Regions from separate parts of the Homo sapiens genome. Here region 2 is linked to region 1. The links are chromatin loops, found by intact Hi-C in ENCODE. Cell type or tissue: sigmoid colon. All regions are shown on one strand. Each heading gives the region's core, and the rest is flanking DNA. Links, peaks and the distances in the headings are about the cores only. Region 1 holds the start of MIR193A (microRNA 193a). Region 2 has its middle 70 kb from the start of COPRS.

Evidence for each region. Hi-C counts contacts between places; a loop is a spot of excess contacts. Peaks named below come from ENCODE experiments on the same cell type or tissue, not always from the same donor. Only the 100,000 strongest peaks of a DNase experiment are listed, where the experiment ranks them.
Region 2: it touches region 1 in a loop (4-fold over the local background); 3 of 110 quality-filtered maps call a loop at or near these places.

Annotation. Positions count from the first base shown.
Region 1 is chr17:31,555,421-31,563,750 of GRCh38, forward strand. It overlaps MIR193A (microRNA 193a), which reads left to right and starts at 4,576; the gene lies at 4,576-4,663. RefSeq lists enhancers at 1,631-2,255, 3,589-4,379 and a silencer at 3,358-3,847. In sigmoid colon, for the core only: a CTCF peak has its summit at 3,434 (motif pointing right); DNase peaks (open chromatin) are centred at 3,521, 3,791, 4,557, 5,602 and 2 weaker places; H3K4me3 peaks cover 4,536 bases; H3K27ac peaks cover 2,474 bases.
Region 2 is chr17:31,784,596-31,792,925 of GRCh38, forward strand. No RefSeq gene overlaps it. Among named protein-coding and RNA genes, the nearest start is that of COPRS, 70 kb to the right of the region's middle. RefSeq lists an enhancer at 3,308-3,808. In sigmoid colon, for the core only: no CTCF peak of the experiment used is centred there; a DNase peak (open chromatin) is centred at 3,856.

The DNA.
Region 1 (8,330 bases), core at 150-8,149:
AAAACTCAACTTCTCATCCTCCAGTAATGGAACAATCAAGTTGGGAGAAATCACAGAGAAAAAAATCACGTCCCAATTTTGCTGATGAGGAAACTGAACTTCAGAGGCAGGAAATAACTCTCAGAAGGTTGCAGAGAAGGTGAGGAATCGAAACAGGCCATAAGCAGTGACAAGTCTGGTAATGCCAGAGTAGTTTTTCTGCAGTAAAGATTTCCCTTCCTGCTTGCCTTTCCCCTGATTCTGGGGCTCTCCCTTGGTCCAGATCATTTGGGCCGAGAGAAACAAAACCCAGGTGCATTGCCATCTAAGCAGAATATGCTGAGAAAATCACCCTCACAAATTCCATAGTCACCTACAAAGTACTTCAGGTTATCACCAGCCCTTTTCTCCCTCTGGTCCCCAGGATGCGTATGTCTTCTCTCAGAACTCTTTCTGGGCCGGGTGCAGTGGCTTACACCTGTAATTCCAGCACTTAGGGAGGCTGAGGCAGGAGGATCACCCGAGGTCAGGTTTCACTAACATGGTGAAACCCCGTCTCTACCAAAAATACAAAAATTAGCTGGGCATGGTGGCGGGCGCCTGTAATCCCAGCTACTAGGGAGCCTGAGGCAGGAACCTGGGAGGCGGAGGTTGCAGTGAGCCGAGATTACGCCAATGCACTCCAGTCTGGGCAACACAGTGAGGCTCTGTCTCAAATAAATAAATAAATAAATAAATAAAAATAACAGAGAGATGTTAATATCATCATCATCATGGTATGTTCTTGAAGTTCTCAAACAGCAGGAGGTAACCCTGTTAAGTGAAACCAATTTAACAGCTTGTAAACAGCATTCTAAAAATGAAACGGTAACACAGAATATATATTTGAGTGCATAAGAATTGTTTCATAAAACATTTGTTTTACACATGTACATAGATACATACACATATATACATACGTACACACACAGGTATTTCCTATCATGGGGCATGACTGAGTTTGAAAGCTACTGTTCTAAGGCAACATTTCTCTAAAGATGATTGAAAGGAGTGTTTTTCTTTCTTTTCTTTTTTTTTTTTTTTAATTTTTGAGACAGGGTCTCACTCTGTTGCTCAAGCTAGGGTGCAGTGGTATGATCACAGCTCACTGCAGCCTCAACCTCCTGAGCTCAAGTGATCCTCCCACCTCAGCCTCCCGAGTAGCTGAGACTACAGGTGCGCGGCACCACGCTTAGCTAATTTTTTTTGTTTGTTTTTGTTTTTGTAGAGACATGGTTTCGTCAGGTTGCCTAGACTGGTCTTGAACTCCTGAGCTCAAGCAATCTGCCTGCCTTGGCCTCCCAAAGTGCTTGTGGCTTACAAGCCTGAGCCACTGCGCCTGGTCTATTTTTCTAACTTTAGTAATTTGCATTTGCATACCACTGCCATTATTGTTGTCATATCAGAATACTACCTATAACATTATTTACTAAATTCTTGTCTTTGAGTTGGCTCACTTTAACCATTTTTGCCTCATTGTAACAGCAATATTCAGAAAATTTATATTTAATACTACATATTACATTTTTTTCCATCTAAAACCATCTCTCATATGAGCACCACCTTTTGGGAAACGCTGGTGGCAAGGAGTGTCACATGCAAAAGCCCCTTCCAGAAGTCAAGCTGGGAGCCAGAAAAGCTGTATGATGTTGGGATGTTGGGTGAGCCCCCACCCCCTGCCCCCGGGGTCCTTCTCTGCCCCTGGAGGCAGGCCCAGTCCTGCTGCTGGGTATCCCAAGTTCTTGTGGTTGACCTTCCCGCAGTGGCCACCTCAGGAAGAAAAGGGCAGGCCCTATCTGCCTGTGGACTGGATCTTTCTTGGGATGTTCCCGCCAGTGGAAAAGGCCAGGACCTCGATCTGCCTTTCTGTAGTGAGCTGCATCCTGCTGCTGCCCCAAGATCGAAGAATTTCCTTTCTTGTCCAGCTTTGATTCCATTGATGGGATTAGGCACCCCCCACGGCCGTGTCCTTTGATGTGGTCAGGGGGTAGCAGGGAGATTTCAGGCCCAGGGAGCAAATCTTAATCTTCTTCGAGCTTCTCTGGGATCAGCACCGGGGTAAACCCATTACAACCCTGCCCTTTCATCCCCCCAGGACACCGGCTCCTCCCGGCTCCTGAGTCTCAGAGATCCTAAGGGTTTGTCAGATTTGGAGCGAGCAATAAAAGGGGAAGAGAAAGCAGAACACTAACTCCAGACCCCCTCCAGCCCCGGCTGCATCTCCAGCAACGTCAGGGCATCTTCTTTCTTCCCTTCTAATCCTGCGCTCCCACAAAATGGCGATTACAGAGGCCTGGGGCCAGCGCTGTCCATGCCCCAGCACTGGGCATCTCTGCCAGCGCTTGGCCGCCATCCCTCCCCCAGCTACGCACTCCTGGGAGCACCAGCTCCTGGACATGTCCTACCCAGGGATCCCGATGTGGGGATCAGATAAACCAGATATACCACTCAACCCTTACCAAAGTGAAGTTTAGAGACAGGGTCTCCCTCTGTCACGCAGGCTGGAGTGCCGTGGTGCGATCATAATTCACTGTAGCCTCTAACTCCTGGGCTTCAGCGATCCTCCCACCTCAGGTGTGTGCCACCACGCCCAGCTAATTTTTTTTTTTTTTTTAACTTTTTGTAAAGACAGAGTCTCACTATGTTCCCAGGCTGGTCTCAAACTCCTGGGCTCAAGCAATCCTGCCTTGGCCTCCCAAAGTGCTGGGATTACAGGTGTGCGCCACCGTGCCCAGCCTCATAGTGAGATTTAAAGGCATGATCTGGGTTGGTGAGGCCAGGAAAGAGAAGGCAGGAACATAGCTAATATCTATGTCGGGACACAAACAGATATGTCACGTTATTTTCTTTAAATGGCTCCAAATCTCGACCTGAAGAGGTTGGGAAACTCAACCTCAGTGGTTATTTGGGCTTCCCCATCACCCACGGTGCCTGGAATCCTGGCCATCTTGAGGCTGGGGATCTTGGTAGAGGCCTGGTTCAGGTCCCAGAGGAGACACGCAGTTACTCTCCCACATCCTGGCGTCTCCGGAGAGACAGTGGGGCAGCAGGTCTCCACCAAGGGGATTCCACTGACCTCCCACCCCTCGCTAATCTTGGGACAGCTCTTACTCAGCCTCAAAGCTTTTCTGTCCCACTCCTTTTCCACAGTCTCCCTAAAGGAACTCAGCTTTTCAAACAGCACAGCCAGGAAGAGAGGTTGTCTGCAGGCCGCTGGAACTGGGAGTTGAAAGCACGAAATTTTAACATCTCAAGAAAGTATGCTGCCCGGTACTATGCTTGGCACTTTAATTTATAATCTTTGCCACCAAAGCCCTGCCAGAAGTGCCCGGCGGCTCCAGGTTCTAGATGGGGAAGTTGAGGCCGGCGGCAGGCGCGCTCCACCGGGCGGGGGCGCGGCCCGGGAGCGGAGCGGCCGGCAGGGGGCTCCCCGCGCCGGTCTCCGCGGGAGGAAGCGCTGGCAGCTGCTCGGACGGGTCAAAGGAGGAAAAGGGAAAATTACTGGGCTCCGGGGCGGGAAGGACTGCGTGACTGGGAGGAAGGCACTCCAGACTGTCGAGTAGGGCCGCCCGCGTCGGGACCCCATCCCCGGGGCAGTGCGGGCCACCCGGGACCTGGGAACCCGGGCCACCCCCCACCGCCGTCAGGGTCTCTCCCGCCGGTGCCGCAGGCTGGAGCGGGCGTCGCGGCCGGGGGCGGTGCCGCCTAGGGGCGGGCGAAGGGCGGGCCGGGGCGGGGCGCCGTCCGCTCGGCTCCGGGAGGCGGTGCGGGCGGGCGCTGGCCGCGTCCGCCCGCCGGGAGCCGCGGGGCGCGCAGCCTTCCTGATGTGTCACCAGCACGTGGAGCCAGGTCGGGCCGCGGCGAGCAAGCCGACCCCCCCAACTTTCGAGGGGTCTCGCCGCCCCGCTCCTCTCCCGGCTTCGTCGGGCTCGCTCTCCTAGCGGAGGGGGCGGCGGCGGCCCCCAGGTCCCGGGCAGGTCGAGCGAGGCCACGGCCCCCGGCCAGGAGTTCGAGGGGCTCCCGGAACGTCGGGGCGCGGGCCCCGGCTAGCGGCTATGGCCCCCGTGCCCAGGCAGCGGTGCGGGCTCGGCCTTGCGGGAGGGTGCGGCCTGCTGCGAGAGGTCGGCCACGGCTCCTGCCCCGCGCCCCGCGCCCCTCGCCCGCCGAGCTGAGCGCAGGTAACCGAGGCAGAGCGGAGCTGGGCCTCGCAGGCGCGGCGTGGGAGCGTGGCGAAGTTTCTCGGCGCATAACTCTTGCGCCCCACTCGGGAGTGGGGCTGCGGTGGGGAGGCTTTGGTCCCCGCACCTCCCCCTCCCCCAGCGCTGTCCCTCGGCCTGAGCCGAGGCGGCCCGGGGGTGGCGTGGAGGCCGCCGAGCGTCGTGTAACCCTTGGAGGGCTGGGTTTGGAGCCCGCGACCCGAGGTCGGGCGGGGCGGTGGACTTTCCCGGGGAACGCCGCCTGAGGGACACCCAGAGCTTCGGCGGAGCGGAGCGCGGTGCACAGAGCCGGCGACCGGACCCAGCCCCGGGAAGCCCGTCGGGGACGCACCCCGAACTCCGAGGATGGGAGCTGAGGGCTGGGTCTTTGCGGGCGAGATGAGGGTGTCGGATCAACTGGCCTACAAAGTCCCAGTTCTCGGCCCCCGGGACCAGCGTCTTCTCCCCGGTCCTCGCCCCAGGCCGGCTTCCTCCCGGGCTGGCGTGCGCTCCGGCCAGGCTGCCTCTCAGGTCCACGCTGGAGAAGGAGTGGTGAGGTGCGCTCGCCCCGGCTGCGTGCGGTGATTCGGGAAATCCCCGCACTTCGCTGGAGAAATAGCGACGCTCTCGGAAGTGTGAGTCGGTCACTGCTTGGGGTCCGTACCCTTTGGGCAGACGTGGACCGCGCCCCGGCGACCTGGGTTGAGTGGACAGACGGGACCCGGCTTACCCATGGGCCAAGCCCTGCCACTTACCGAGGCCTGCCCTGCTGTGCTTTCCAGGGCGGCAACCTTGAGCTTGGGGGTGGGGAGAACGGGGCCTGACTTCTAGAATTGCCCCTGGGGAGGTGGGAAGCGGAGGTTTGGCCCGGTGGCGCAGGAAGCCCCTGTTCCTCTCCCAAACACCATTTCATTAAAGATGGATCTTTGTGGATGTGTTCCCAATGGCCGGTCTTTTGTTCCCTGACCGATGCAACATAATGTGGACCCACTCTAGTCCTCTTCAAGTTTTTTGCTGGAATTCCTTAAACTCTCCTTTAAAGTCTCTTATCTATTCCTCTAGTGCGTTTGCTTCTACTCCCCGAAAACAAAAACCCACCAACCCCTGAAACCTCGGGTTTGCCTGGTGTTGGAACTTTGGTTATTTGTCCTTTGTTTGTGTTGTGTTTTTGGCTCTTGGCCGTGGAAAAACATCTGGGGACATGCAGTGAGGTGACTTGAACTGTGTGAAGAACTGGTTGACAAAATAGGGAACGTCTGGTCCCTGTCTTACTTGGCTTTGGAAAACAGGAGAGGTTTTTAGGAGCTGGGAGGAGGGAGGGTGAGAGGGAGGAACCATCACGGCCAGGTTGGCCCACCCCTTGCCAGGTCGTGTAAAAACCCATTCAAGAGGCATTTTCCCACAGGCTCCCTGCCTCTGCAGGCCACGTGTAGAGTAGTCCTTTGCAGGCGTCCTGCCCATACTGTTGTCCCTGTTTTGGGGGCATGTGGGAGCCAACACAGGGGAGTCAGGTGTGTGGTAGGCAGTCAGGTGTGTTTTGGGGTCAGGGAGGCAGGTTTGGGCCTGGGAGGCCAGGAAGGGACATACCCCGTCCTGCAGTTGGCCTGACTTTTGTCCATGTTAGCTTTGTCCTGGAGGCTTACCCAGTGGAACATGCAGATGTCAGAATTATGGGAGAAAAGAGTTTGGCCATGGGGTAGATTTCTGAACATCTTGACAAATTCTTAGTTTGGAGACAAAATTGTCTAGGAGTGGAACTGATGGGAGCTTCAACTGGAGACCTCGCCCCTAATTAAGAAAAATGCTCTTTGGAGCGCTGAATCAGCTTGGGAAAACAAAGTTCTCCCTTTGAACCAATGCCTCTCCCAGCCCTGGGGATCAGTGTCTAAAAGTAAATGAAGTGGAAATCTCCAGAATATTGCGTGGTCATAAAACATCCCAGAAGTGGGCTGGAGCAATGAGATGCCGAAAAGCAGGCCTGGCTGGCTGCCCTGCACCCACCCTGGAGGGGACCGGCTGGGGAAGGTGGACTCACAGGGCTGGGAATGAGGCCTGAGGAGCACTGTGGTGCCCCCGGCAGTTTCCCTCAGGCTGTGCCCCATTCTTTCTGGGTCTGGCCAGGGCTTTAGAGATTTTTAGGAAATGACTTGGTGCTTCGTTTCTTTGGGGGAAGTGAGTGATTAGGTTTTTCCTTCTTGGGTTTTTTTCCTTTGCAAAATGTGATTGAATCAGCTATGCAGTAGGCTGGGCTAGCCTGGCCTCCTGCAACTGATTTATGCTTCCGTGTAAGCCGTTGTATTGAGGAATTGTGTTGTAGTGGAGAGCTTTTTGATTTTGCTCTCTCTTGAATTCATAGTTTCCTGGAGCAGAGGCCTCCTTCCTGGCTCCTACCCCCACCCCCAGTCCCTCTTTCAAAGATGGGTACCTCAAGGTTTCAAGGGGAAGTAGCTTGAACATAGACTGATTTACCCTGGAGCCTTCTTCAGGAAGCAGCTAAATGCAAGGTAGAAAGCTGGTAGGAGGGGGAGGGTTTTAGCGAGACCTGCAGGGAGACTGACGGAAGACTCCTAAAAATCCAGCTGGACTCCCTGTCCTGCCTACTGGGAAGAAACTTGCATTCCCTCAACTCTTAGGTAAATTGCAGACTGGTGAATAATTAACCTTGCCTTTTTGGCTTTTTTTTTTTTTTTTTGAAAAAGAAAAATCCCAACCTATGAAAGATTGAAGATCAGTTTTTGTCCAGCAGGATCGGAATGACAAAGGAAGTATTGGGAGAAGCCAGTCCTCTCATCTTCACTCCTAGCAACTCTGGAAGTTCTGAACCTCAGAAGAAATCCCTCCGGGGTTTTGTTGGTGGCCATCCCTGCCGAGCCCCTGGCTGCTTCCCTGGGTTTCCTTTGGTTCCTCTTTGCCCAAAGCTGAGCTGTCTGAATGGTGAGGATTCTCTCCTCCACTTTGTCTAGCAACAGCTTGGCCCTTGATACTGCAGGAGGAGTTAATTCCGCTGCTGGGCCAGTCTACAGCCCTCTGCGCGGGCTGGTAAATATTTGGCCAGTCTCAGTTCTTTTTACACAAAAGAACAGCACTCCTAATCTGTGATAAGTCCCTGAAAGAGAGTTGTCTCAGAAGCAAGGGATCATTTTGGTTTCCGTGAAGGGTTTTTTTCTTGAAGCAGCCCAGTGTGAAGGCCATGGAGGCGCACTTTGCGTCCAGATGTGCTTGGGTTCCAACTGCGGCTCACCAGCTGCATGGCTTTGGCCCAGTGACTTCTCTGTGCCCCAGTTTCTTCTCTTGCGGGATGAGGGTTATGATACCTACCTTGTAAGTGTGTGGCGAAGCTTACGAAAGATGTATGTCAGGGTGTCTGGCACAAACCAGTAGATCTCCGACTGGTAGTCTTTGTCCCCTGGCTCTTTTTTTTTTAATAAAGATTTTCAAATTATTATTTTATTTCTTTTTCTTTTCTTTCTTTTTTTTTTCTGGGACAGATTCTCACTCTATTGCCCATGTTGGAGTGCAGTGGCACGATCTCAGCTCACTGCAGTCTCCACCTCCCATGTTCAAGCGATTCTCCTGCCTCAGCCTCCCGAGTAGCTGTGATTACAGGTGCCTACCACCACAGCCGGCTAACTTTTGTATTTTTAATAGAGATGGGGTTTCACCATGTTGGCCAGGCTGGTCTCGAACTCCTGACCTCAAATGATCTGCCTGCCTCAGCCTCCCAAAGTGCTAGGATTACAGGTGTGAGCCACTGTGCTCGGCTTGTTTATTTTTCTTTTTTTTTTCTTTTTTCTTTCTTTCTTTTTTTTTTTCTTTTTTCTTTCTTTCTTTTTTTTTTTTTTTTTGAGACAGATTCTCACTCTGTCATCCAGGTGGAGTGCAGTGGTATGGTCTCTGCTCACTGAAACCTCTGCCTCTTGGGTTCAAGTGATTCTCCTGCCTCAGTGGGATTACAGGCGTGTACCACCATGCCCAGCTAATTTTTTGTATTTTTAGTAGAGATGGGGTTTTAACATGTTGCCAGGCTGGTCTTGAACTCTTGGCCTCAAGTGATCCCCCAACCTTGGCCTCCCAAAGTATTGTGATTATAGGTGTGAAATACCACGCCCTGCCTTA
Region 2 (8,330 bases), core at 87-8,086, 230 kb after region 1:
TGCCCCTGTTTGCAGATGACATGATTGTATATCTGGAAAACCCCGTCGTCTCAGCCCCAAATCTCCTTAAGCTGATAAGCAACTTCAGCAAAGTCTCAGGATACAAAATCAACGTGCAAAAATCACAAGCATTCTTATACACCAATAACAGACAAACAGAGAGCCAAATCATGAGTGAACTCCCATTCACAATTGCTTCAAAGAGAATAAAATACCTAGGAATCCAACTTACAAGGGATGTGAAGGACCTCTTCAAGGAGAACTACAAACCACTGCTCAACGAAATAAAAGAGGATACAAACAAATGCAAGAACATTCCATGCTCATAGGTAGGAAGAATCAATATGGTGAAAATGACCATACTGCCCAAGGTAATTTATAGATTCAATGCCATCCCCATCAAGCTACCAATGACTTTCTTCACAGAATTGGAAAAAGCTACTTTAAAGTTCATATGGAACCAAAAAAGAGCCTGCATTGCCAAGTCAATCCTAAGCCAAAAGAACAAAGCTGGAGGCATCACGCTATCTGACTTCAAACTATACTACAAGGCTACAGTAACCAAAACAGCATGGTACTTGTACCAAAACAGAGATATAGACCAATGGAACAGAACAGAGCCCTCAGAAATAATTCCACATATCTACAACTATCTGATCTTTGACAAACCTGACAAAAACAAGAAATGGGGAAAGGATTCCCTATTTAATCAATGGTGCTGGGAAAACTGGCTAGCCATATGTAGAAAGCTGAAACTGGATCCCTTCCTTACATCTTATACAAAAATTAATTCAAGATAGATTAAAGACTTAAATGTTAGACCTAAAACCGTAAAAACCCTAGAAGAAAACCTAGGCAATACCATTCAGGACATAGGCATGTACAAGGACTTCATGTCTAAAACACCAAAAGCAATGGCAACAAAAGCCAAAATTGACACATGGGATCTAATTAAACTAAAGAGCTTCTGCACAGCAAAAGAAACTACCATCAGAGTGAACAGGCAACCTACAGAATGGGAGAAAATTTTTGCAATCTACTTATCTGACAAAGGGCTAATATCCAGAATCTACAATGAACTCAAACAAAGGTACAAGAAAAAAACAACCCATCACCAAGTGGGTGAAGGATATGAACAGACACTTCTCAAAAGAAGACATTTATGCAGCCAAAAGACACATGAAAATATGCTCATCATCACTGGCCATCAGAGAAATGCAAATCAAAACCACAATGAGATACCATCTCACACCACTTAGAATGGCGATCATTAAAAAGTCAGGAAACAACACGTGCTGGAGAGGATGTGGAGAAATAGGAACACTTTTACACGTTGGTGGGACTGTAAACTAGTTCAACCATTGTGGAAGACAGTGTGGCGACTCCTCAGGGATCTAGAACTAGAAATACCATTTGGCCCAGCCATCCCATTACTGGGCATATACCCAAAGGATTATAAACCATGCCGCTATAAAGACACATGCACACGTATGTTTATTGTGGCACTATTCACAATAGCAAAGACTTGGAACCAACCCAAATGTCCAACAATGATAGACTCGATTAAGAAAATGTGGCACATATACACCATGGAATACTATGCAGCCATAAAAAATGATGAGTTCATGTCCTTTGTAGGGACATGAATGAAGCTGGAAACCGTCATTCTCAGCAAACTGAGAAATGGACAAAAAACCAAACACCGCATATTCTCACTCATAGGTGGGAATTGAACAATGAGAACACATGGACACAGGAAGGGGAACATCACACACTGGGGCCTGTTGTGGGGTGGGGGGAGGGAGGAGGGATATCATTAGGAGATATACCTAATGTAAATGACGAGTTAATGGGTGCAGCACACCAACATGGCACATGTATACATATGTAACAAACCTGCACGTTGTGCACATGTACCCTGAAACTTAAAGTATAATTTAAAAAAAGGAAGTGAAGGACAATAAAAAAATAAAAAAATAATAATAAAAAAAGAAGTTGGGAAGAGGCAGGGACCCCTGACTGGTTTGGGAGACTCCAGGGCTTTGCCATCAGGGTTACAGCCTTCCACCAGGGTCAAGCTGTGGACACAATGATTGGTCTGTCCACAATACCTGAGTCTATGATCTGCCATCTGAACCCACTATACTATGAAATGGATTATTATTTCAAAGCATGAAGAAAATACAGGAGAGAAGTCATAGGGACCGAACATCCAATCCATTCCCCTGCCTCTAAGGAGGACTTCATCCAACCAACTCCAAGAAGCGCAAATCAATGGAGCAATGAAAATTGGACACAATTTTTAAACCATAAGCAGAGATCTCTTAAGACCCACCATGTCCTTTCAAATCCAAGTTCCCTTTTATTTCTTTCAGAGATGACTTGAGGCCTGTGTGACCCAATCACATCACTGGAAAACACCCTCATCTCCCCTGTGCTGCTCTGGAAGAGTCATCACCGGCCTGGACAGAGTCTCCACTGTGACATTTGGGAGTTTATTCTAGATATTTCTCATATTTGAAAATACAAAGCCCGTTGTTATCAAATTGGCCCAAGGCTTCCAAGACGAAGAAGCATTTAATCCTGGGGCTGCTTCTATAAATGTAACAATTATCCCAAGTCATGTAAGTGTCTTGGAGAAGTAATAGTAATAATGATGATGATGATGATGATGATGATGATGATGATGATGATGATGATAAGAGCCAATATTCATTGAGTGTGCCGGTCTCACAGTGTTTTACTTGTTTCAACTCCTTTGATCCTCCTAACTGCCTGGAGAGGCAAGAATTATTATCGCCCTCATTTTACCAAGATTGAAAGAGAAGCATCAAGAGATTTAGTAATTTCCCAAGGTACACACAATAGTAGGCAGAAGAGCCAGGATATGAAGCTACACAGTTTCAGGGTTTGAAGTCTTACGGAATTCAAGTTCAAATCCGGGTCTGCCACTTCACATACGCATGATCTAAAGAAAATGATTTCATGTCTTTGAGCTTCAGTTTCTCCCTAAAGAAAAAAAAAAGAAAAAAATCTCAGTTTATCCTAAAATGGGGGTGGCAATACCTACTTCTCTAGAAGTTGTTGAAAATTAAATAGAATACTCTGTAAATTTCTCAGCATGGGCCTGACACATAAAAGGGCATGGGTTCCCTTCCCTTCCCCTGTGTGGATGCAGGAAGTGAAGGCAGAGGCTGGGGAAGAGGGGGATTCTAAGGTCCTGGAACCCTAGAGAGGAAGCTTGCTGACTGCAGGAAATTTCAGACAAGGAGACAATTCTTGGGGTCTATTGAGATATGACAGGAACATTTCTAGAACAGGATCCCAGACGTCTCATACAATAGTAGTAAGAGGAATAGCCTAACCTTCATGCAGTTTACAGAGTACTTATATGTGCAGTAAGACTGTGATTGACACCATGGGTGCCTGAGGCAGGGCTCCTGTGTACAGTTGTGTAGGTTGCACACTGAAGCCGCCCAGATGGAGCCTACTTTTAGGGAGTGGTGGCATGGAGGGCTTGCCTGGTCACTTAAAGGAATCTTCGAGGGTCACAGGGGAATGAAACAGGGGGCTGAGCAAGTAGCAGTCAACATGCCCTTCCCAGTACAGGATAAGTGCTTGATAGATACTTGCTGAGTGATTAAATGATGGCTGGGGGAGTTGCCAGACTGGAGGCAGGGAATCGTGATTACAACAACTGAGGTGCAGGCTGGGCACTGGAATGCTTTCATCCTCTCCTTTTTGACTGCTGAGCACTTGCATCACTTCCAGTGTCTTGCTGTTGGAAACACTCAGCCTCACACGTTTTGCCCGGGCCTGTGCCTGGCTCCATCTGCCTCTGGCATTTCTCCCCACTTTCTGAGTCAGACTGGGGTGGGGAAAGGCTCCTTTAAAGGTGCCTAAGGAGAAGTGGCTGAGAAGCACTTCCTGGCACAGCCCTCGCCCTGGAATCAGAAAGGGCAGAGAAGACACAGCTCGTCTGCCCCAACTCCACCCCAGCTCAGGTCCAGGTTGCCTATGCATGTGAAACATCATCCTGCATGGAAAGCCACCTGATAAAAAGTGGTTCCAAGCAAAATTCATTTTTATTTGCCCACATCCACTTTAATACAAGTCATCACTCAGCATTCACACCCCACAGCCACCATCCATCTCGATGGATACCAGCTACCATCCTCCTAGAGCCACGGGCCAGAGCCAAAGCTCACTGCCCCAACATGCCCAAGTATCTCAATGTCACCTTTATGGCATTTAATCTATTTAACACTTATGAAGAACCAGAGGCTCCTAGGGCCTAATATTCAAACTAAATCTTGAACCCCAAATGAGAAAGAACCAGCCTCTCTGAACCCTGAAATGAAAATCTAAAGACAATTTTTTTCCTGAACCACGAACCAAAGCCAAATGTTCCCAAGAAATATCCAATGAACTATTTTGACCATGACTGTGAGCTTTGAAGTTAGTAAAACTGAGCCTCATTTCCCTATCTGTAGAATAAGGATAAAAGTGACCTCATAGAATGGTTTTGAAGGTTAAGATGAGCAACAGCTTATGGTCTCCAGATGGTCCCTGATACAGACTCAGCCCATCAGCATTCTTCTCCTAAAGCATTCCCCTTCTGTGTGGCAACCATTATTAGAGTGAGAGAAGGATGGCTTTGAATTTAAACACATCTCATGACCAGACACAGTGGCTCACGCCTGTAATCCCAACACTTTGAGAGGCCGAGGCGGGCAGATCACTTGAGTTCACAAGACCAGCTTGGGCAACATGGTAAAACCCCGTCGCTACTGAAAATACAAAAAATTAGCAGGCATGTTGGAGTAGGCCTGTAGTCCCAGCTACTAAGGAGGCCGAGGTAGGAGGATCACTTGAGCCGGGGAGGCAGAAGTTGCAGTGAGCTGAGATTATACCACTGCACTCCAGCCTGGGCAACAGAGCAAGACCCCATCTCAATAAATAAATAAACAAATAATAAATAAAAATACAAAAATTAGCTGGGTGTGGTGGTGCACACCTGTAATCCCAGCTACTTGGGAGGCTGAACCCACAGGCAGAGGTTGCAGTGAGCCCAGATCATGCCAATGCACTGCAGCCTGGGCAACAGAGTGAGACTCTGTCTCAAAAAATAAATAAGTAAATAAATAAAAATGAAAAGACACCTTGCTTCCTGGTTGCGTGACTCTTCCCTCCATTTGAACTCAGTTCTCACACATGGAAGGTGGGGTAATAAGAACCTTCACAGAGTCGTGTTCAGTACTTCCCTACCTTCATCAAGTAGCTTGCATTCCCCAGGGGCCATCTCCAATGTGCTCACAAACAAGCGGGGTAGTGTCTGGGTGGTGTTTGAAGGGATTTCCCCTCCTCTGGCTCCAGGGATTCCCCTGTGATGACACTGCACCTACAGAAATCCTGCCCCCTCCTCTGCCCACCTTACCAGTCTCTGACCAAGGGGGTCTGGTGGAGAGCACCACACCACTCCCCGCCTTTCTCTTATGGGGGTACCAACTCTACTCCGCTCATGCCCCCAACATCTTAAACAGTTTTAGAATTTGTCCTCACAGTTTTCACTCAAAATGAGACAAAGCCAAGGGACAAATCAGAGGGACAGTGGCCACACAGTACCCAGCATCACTCCTTGCTCCGCTTGCTAGGCCAAGCTGTCAAGGCTGGTTCCTGACACTTCCTTTAACGGGTTCACTGTGCAGAGATGCCCCACTAGTTCACCAGATGTGCTTGAACCCAACTCAGTGCGAGATGGGACCAGTGCTGTAACTCGTTACTTCCACCATCGTCAGTGAAACTTCCAAAGTCAGTGAACCGCAACACAGTAGGAAGACCTAAATGTTCCCTGAGCCGAACTTGAGCTGGTCTCTAGATGAGTGTGACATCTTCTTAGATGGAAGAAGGAAACTTAAAGTGTTTTAAAACAAATTTTATGTGTAAAAGTCATCAAAATTATAATACAATTAGAATATGAACATCTTAATAGAGATTTCATGATATTAGAGAATATGTTCATTTTTTGTAGGTGTGAAAATGGTATTGTGGTTTTGTTTGGTTTTGTTTGTTTCTTTGAGACAAGGTCTCACTCTGTTGTCCAGGCTGCACTCCAGCGCGATCATAGCTCACTGAAGCCTCAACCTCCCGAGCGCACGCAATCCTCCCTCCTCAGCCTCCTGAATAGTTAGGACTACAAGTGTGCGCCACCATGCCTGATTAGTTTTGTTCTTGTTTTTTGTAGAGACAGGGTCTTGCTATGTTGCCCATACTGGTCTCAAACTCCTGCCTCAGGTAGTCCTCCCACCTCTGCCTTCCCAAGTGTTGGAATTATAAGCATGAGCCACTGCACCTGGCCTATAATAAAAAGTTTTTATACCAGTTCTTTTAAGGTATCCACTAGATCTCAACTTCTGAAACCAGCCCTAAAACTGGACCTTTGAACTATACTGAGGCTAGCTCTTCTGTCAAAACTACTTGCCTGGCAGGCAAAAAAAAAAAACCATGCTATTCCCCCTCTCTACTCAAGAACCTTCCATGGCTCCCCATTGCCTTCACAATACAATATTTTTTGCCTCTCCTTTAAGACCTGCCACATTCCATCCCAGTGTAGCTTTCCACTGTTCTCTGCCTAGCCCCACTGAGAATGCCAAGCCAACGCAATATCAGACAGCATATGCCCCTCTGAAAAGGCCTGCATTTTCCCGTCTCTGATTCTGAGCCTTTGATCACCCTGTTCCTACCATCTAGAATTCTTTCCCTATTTTTTTTTTATTTATTTTTATTTTTAGACAGAGTCTTGCTCTATTGCCCAAGCTGGAGTGCAGTGGGAGTGATCTCGGCTCACTGCAACGTCCGCTTCCTGGGTTCAAGTGATTCTCCTGCCCAGCCTCCCAAGTAGCTGGGACTACAAGTGTATGCCACCATGCTTGGCTAATTTTTGTATTTTTAGTAGAGACCAGGTTTCGTCATCTTGGCCAGGCTGATCTCAAACTCCTGGCCTCAAGTGATCCACCCGCTTCAGCCTCTCAAAGTGTTGGGATTACAGGCGTGAGCCACTGTGCCCAGCCAAACTTTCTTAAATAATTCTTATATAGAAAAATGAAATAGAAGGACTTTCACTTCCAATCAAGGTGAAATAATAGAGACCAGATTTATACTCCTGACTGAAGCAACCAAAAAACAGACAAAATATATGAAACAAGAGTTTTCAGGGCATTGGACATGGTTAACAAAGGACAGTGATTCCTGAGTAGGGGGAAACAGACCAGGCAAGCCCCCCAGTTGTCCAGTTACAGCTCGGGTTTTCAGGCCACAACGCAGCAAAGGAAAGGCAGCTGGATCTCACAGGACAGAGTACCAGAGAGGAGAGAACTGTGCAGAGAGAGCTCCAGAAATGCTCAGTCTCTTGACTCTGTCCACTTCTCTCCATCCCCACTGTCACTACCTGATCCCAGACCACCATCATCTCTCATGAGGATGCCTGCAGCATCCCTTCCATCTAGTCACACTGCACAGATAAACTCATCCCTGAAGGCACTGCTCTACTTCCGGGAGCTCCCCATTGTCATCGGGATAAAGTACAGACTCCCCACTTCGGCTTTTAAGGCCTTTTATGATCTGGCCCTGCCTGTTTTTTCCAGTTCTCTTTTATCCCTCCCCAACGTCACATTTCACATAGAGTCAATACTTGCTATTTCTGAGTTCTCCATACTCACTCTTGCCTCTAGGCTTTTGCACATGTAGTTTCCTCTACTTATGTTTCCATCTCTTTCCTCCACTCCTTTGTGGTATCTCCTTGCGGCCACTTCCTCTGAGAGGAAGTCTCCCTAACCCCACAAGACTGCACCAGATACCCCTCCTGGGGGCTCCCGTAACTCTGTGTCCCTCCTTCTAACACTGCCTGAGAAATGTATGTCTATCCATCTTCTGCCATAGGCAGTGAGCTCCCTGAGAGCAAGGACTTGATGATATTCCCTGCTGGGTTCCCAGCACCTAGCACATAGTAAGCACTCAATAAACACTTATCAAATTATCGACTGCCTCGATGGTCACATGCTATCTTACAGCAGTCAGCACATGATCCGTCTGCCTCCAAAACCCATGTCCTTTTATTCCTCTGGAACACACAGGAGGGGCTGGGGAGAAGGCTATGGACTGACAGTCTTTGGAAGTTTACCTTCAAGCCTACCCTAATTGTGTGTGTGTGTGTGTGTGCACATTTAGGCAACCTCTACTTCCATTCCCCTAATGCATGGTTTCCAACCATGGCTGCTCTTTGGAATCATCCGGGAAGCTTTAAAAAACACTGATGCCTGGGTCTCACCCCC